Linked DNA regions of Homo sapiens: region 2 is linked to region 1. A link is a loop called in an ENCODE intact Hi-C map of the cell type or tissue named here. Cell type or tissue: CD14-positive monocyte. All regions are shown on one strand.

What was found. A loop is a pair of places that touch in the nucleus more often than their neighbours do. Peaks named below come from ENCODE experiments on the same cell type or tissue, not always from the same donor. Only the 100,000 strongest peaks of a DNase experiment are listed, where the experiment ranks them.
Region 2: it touches region 1 in a loop (1.8-fold over the local background); 5 of 110 quality-filtered maps call a loop at or near these places.

What each region holds. Positions count from the first base shown.
Region 1 is chr2:159,754,396-159,756,895 of GRCh38, reverse strand. The region is part of intron 8 of MARCHF7 (membrane associated ring-CH-type finger 7); the gene reads right to left. Among named protein-coding and RNA genes, the nearest start is that of CD302, 43 kb to the left of the region's middle. In CD14-positive monocyte, a CTCF peak has its summit at 1,047; no DNase peak of the experiment used is centred here; H3K4me3 peaks cover 432 bases; H3K27ac peaks cover 2,227 bases.
Region 2 is chr2:159,806,150-159,808,649 of GRCh38, reverse strand. LY75-CD302 (LY75-CD302 readthrough) reads left to right here. Exons shown (of 38, transcript NM_001198760.1): 33 at 79-201. LY75 (lymphocyte antigen 75) reads left to right here. Exons shown (of 35, transcript NM_002349.4): 33 at 79-201; 34 at 1,510-1,677. Among named protein-coding and RNA genes, the nearest start is that of CD302, 9.2 kb to the right of the region's middle. In CD14-positive monocyte, CTCF peaks have their summits at 797 and 1,001 (motif pointing right); a DNase peak (open chromatin) is centred at 1,029.

The DNA.
Region 1 (2,500 bases):
CTAACTCCCATTTAATTTAATCGCATACTTACCATGTGCCTGGTACAGTGGGAAACTATGAACAATAACTCTTTTGACATTCATTAACTTTATGAGGTATTATTCAATTTTACTGAAGATGGAACTGAGGCCCAACCCTAGTCCTACTTAAGAATCTTTAAGAGTGAATCTGAATCATCTGTTTTTTTTTTTTTTTTTTTTTTTTTTTGAGACTGAGTGTCACTCTTGTCACCCAGGCTGGAGTGCAATGGGGTGATCTCGGCTCACTGCAAACTCCACCTCCTGGGTTCAAGCGATTCTCTTGCCTCAGCCTCCCGAGTAGCTGGGATTACAGGTGTGCGCCACCACACCCAGCTAATTTCTGTATTTTCAGTAGAGACGGGGTTTCACCATGTTGGCCAGGCTGGTCTTGAACTCCTGACCTCAGGTGCTCCACCTGCCTCAGCCTCCCAAAGTGCTGGGATTACAGGTGTGAGCCACCATGCCTGGCCCATCTGTATTTTTAAAAACTCCAGTGGGTGATTCTCATCAGCAGCCAGGGTTTAGAACCAATGTTAAGAAACATGCTCAAGACCCTATAGCTAGCTAAGTGTTCCAGTAAATATTCCAAACTGGGCTTGTCTAACTTCAAAAAGCCAATGTTCTTAAACAATAACCTGTATTATCTGTTTTCCTCCATATCCAGCACTAATAATTCAATTGTGTGTATCAGAAGTTGAGTCAAGTTGTTGTTGTTCATTTTGGTAATAGCTAACATTTCTGGGCCCTTAAGTGTCAAAATACTAAGCACTTTACATGTAATCTCTCATTTAGTCCTTCTAACACCTCAGGGCAGTGACTAACAAAACCTGTGAGTCACTGTAACACCATATAGCTCAGAGAAAAGGCAGTTCCAGGTGAGACAGCTTGTTCAGAGCCCTTGAGCTCAGACTAGCTTAGAAGAAAAGATACTGCTTTCTCCTCTTGTGCCCCCTAGGGGTCTACTGCTCACCACTTGACTACCACATTACTGGGAGCCTCAGGAATTTTCCCAGTATCCTCATAATCTCCAACTTGAACCCAACTCCTCCAACAGATTATGAAAATCAAAATCAGTGCCATCATACCTCACAACATAGTTGTCTATGTTACTATGCTATAATGATCAGATCTTCAATTTCACAATTATGTACATTTAAAATCTGATCTAATTTTCTACCTTACTAGTTGTTTCTATGTCCCCTGGTACTCGTGGTCTAATATCAGTAAATTCCTCTAACCACCAACCTTTCTTTTTTGAACTATCTCTTTACTTTCATGCCTGAACCACAGTGCCTCCTGACTAACGATACCTATATATATGCTTCTATAGCCATTTTATCCCCACAGTCCCTTGTAACTCAGGACCAAGAAGTGAGAGTAGTTGCCCACCCAACACACCCATTACTGTTTTCAAATCTTAATTCCCCCTTCATTCATTAATGACTTCAGCACCTGGCTCTCTACCCTTCTTTGCCAACTAAATCCTTGGTTGTTTCAACATCCAAGACCAGACCCACTGGATTATAACTTTCTCAATATCTTTGCTTCCAATATTACCCTTCCCCACCTCAGTCACCAACTCAGTTCATACCCTTGACCTCATCACAATTTGCTGCACTACCCCTAAATAGCCATTTTAAGCGTCCCCTCCTGTGTACCAATTCTTATTTTAGCCTACTTACGTCAATGTCAATAAAATCCAAAGATACTCTACCTCTTTCTCACTATACACTTCCTGAGGTCCTTACTTTCCTCCTGGTTTTAATTTCTATGGTTGCCACAATTATGTCCTTATAGATACCCTTAACTCCCTTCATCATATTTGCCTGGCAAAAGACCCACCAGCATTGAACTCTAGTCCATAGCTATATCCCAAGCATCTGAAAACTGCTTTAAAAAAATTGTACACGTACCTCACTTTAAAATCACTTTTATAGACACTAATACAATCTGGAAATCCTACTACACATCCACATCCTTAAAATGTTATTTTCCTCACACCTCAAAACCTCCTAACCTGTCTCCTTATCAGCTAAAGACCTTACCTCTAAGAAAACAGATGCAATTAACACAGGGAGTCATAAATCTTCCCATCAAAGCAACAAACTGATCAACACCCATATCAACACTAGCCTTCTGAAGAGGAAATATCCTTTCTCGTATTATAGGACAACCACTCAACTTGTGCTCTGGACCCCATCTTCTTTCTCCTCTTTTCGTACTTTTTTTTCTGTTAGAAGTCTCAAAATAAAAACATGCCTTAAAATCCCCTACCTCAAAATAAAACAAAAACACTTCTTGTGATCCCATGTAACTCTAATTCCTGTTCCCTATCTCCAGTCTCCTTGGTAGTAAATTTGTTCAAAGTATCGAACCTATGTTGCTGTCTATCCTTTCTTACCTCCTTTTCTCTACTCAGTCTAATCTAATCAGGCTTAGGAACCCACCATTCCAGAGACTGAAACCACCAAGAACATCT
Region 2 (2,500 bases), 52 kb before region 1:
TTTTCAAATGGCTAGTTGAGAATAAACTACTTCTCTAGTTTCCATAAAGCTAATTGAGAATGTGTTTTCTTTCAACAGATCACTCTGCAACTATCGTTTCCATAAAAGATGAAGATGAGAATAAATTTGTGAGCAGACTGATGAGGGAAAATAATAACATTACCATGAGAGTTTGGCTTGGATTATCTCAACATTCTGTTGGTAAGTGAAATAATTGTATGTGTAGTGTGCAAAGAGAGTTCTAACTCATCCTAAATAACAAGTCGTCCTTGCTAAAGAATGTTAAGTAGTGGCTAATTCAGATGCCTCTTCTGGATAAATAAGCTAGGTCGCTGGCTGTTCTGGATGGTTATAAATTTTGAATGAATCCATGAGTTAACTTAGCAATGACGGAAACCACTAATGACACAGAAAATCCTGTTAAATAAAGTGGAATCTTTCTAGAGGCTTATTTCTGGGATCCTTGGATCAACATCAGGACATTTTCTTCTCCACAGGAATGTCTGTGTCCCCACAAGGAACCCATGCCTGCCTTCTCTTAGAGTTCTAGTGCCTGTCACCGCATGGATTTGCAGCTTATAACTTCGTTATTCAGAAAGTTATCTTCTTGTTATTCCCTTCTCTCTAAGAATATTTTTACCACTGGTTAAAATTATGTCTTAATAGTAATCTTTAAAAACTGTCTTAGTGTTAGGTTGGTGTGAAAGTAATTGCAGCTTTTGCCATTACTTTTGCGCCAACCTATAAAATTGCAGATAATTGATTCAAAGAAAATTTGTGGAAGGATTTTTTAATACGAAATAGTAGATACAGGGTTTAGGTGAACTTGGAATTGGTAGAAATAAGAGTACAAATATGACAGAAGATAAGGTTTTTCACATTTTATGCAAAGTTGAATTTTAAATTATTAAAATGTGAATTTTAAAATGTTAAGTACTTGTCAAAAAATAAAAGGATTCCAAGTTGTCCATCTAAATGAATCCTAAATCGTGTTTACACTGTCACCACAAGGTGGTGCCACTTCAGCTGGAAAGCAAAAATGGAGTCCTGGTGGTGGTGTGGGAGAAAGGTGGGGATGGAGATTCCTGCACCCTTCCTCTTCCACCAGCATATCTTTAATGATATGACTTTTTACAATTAGAGTAGGGGAAGGATATGGGTCCTTAGAAATCTCTCCCTCACAAAATAAATGTGCAAGCATTCTGCACTTTAACGGAAACACCACATTCTCTATCTGTGTTGTCCAATAGAACTTTCTACAAAGACAGAAATGTTCTATATCTGCACTGTCCAATATAGTAGTCACTGGCCACATGTGGCTCTTGAGCACTTGAAATGTGACTAGTGCAACTGAAGAACTGATTTTATTTTTTTCATTTTTAATGCATTTTATTTTAACAAGTGGCTCTCATATTGGACAGCACAGTTCTGATGAGTTACATGAACCCATGCTTGTAACTTACTAGTTTAGTGGCAGTAGACATAGTTGTATTTAATTTCTTTCTTCAGACCAGTCTTGGAGTTGGTTAGATGGATCAGAAGTGACATTTGTCAAATGGGAAAATAAAAGTAAGAGTGGTGTTGGAAGATGTAGCATGTTGATAGCTTCAAATGAAACTTGGAAAAAAGTTGAATGTGAACATGGTTTTGGAAGAGTTGTCTGCAAAGTGCCTCTGGGTAAGTATGGAACCTGTCCTTAGGAGACTTTTTGCAGAACAGTCAGGAAATAAATGTACAATCCAATTATGTACAAAATTCTGTATTTAGTCTTGAAGTATTTAGTCCTTAAAGTATATCCAACTATCTTGATTAAGTCATAGAGATTTCCCCCTGAAAAATAGATTACAAGGGACGATAACTGCACAAGATGTCCAGGACTCCAGTCTACATTTTATATAATTCTTTCCTAAGAAAAACAGAAGTTGCCAGGGTATTAGGGAAGTAATTTCTTTTAAAATGTTCTTGAGATGTATTTTATTCTATAGTTTGATTATATAAAAGCTTAAAGGTCTATTTCTGCAGTTAATTTGCTTCCTTTCTTCCTAATCCCATAAAACTCATGGTTAATTTTAAAACAATGCAAAACTGGATTTAGTTATTGAAAACATTCAGGGTATCTATAAAAAATCATAATTTGAACTTACATTTCATTATGAATTGATACATAAAATTACCATTAAAATGTTATATTAACTTCATTTCTGGAGAAAGAGCTCCAAATTTTTCACAGTAACATTTTTAAAGATCTTGCATAAAACTTTTGCTTCTTGTATATAAATATTAAAGATAAAACCTCAATTCTAGGTAATCAGTATCCATGTATACACACACTGAGACAGTAAATAGAGTGTCTACTATATGCCATGCCCTGTTTTGCACACTGGGATGCACCTGAGAACAAGACAGATAAGGTACCTGTTCTCACAGAGATTACAATCTGGTGAAGAAAGATAAGTAAACAGGTCAATTTTTTAAAGAGAGGAAAATATCAAATAGTTAT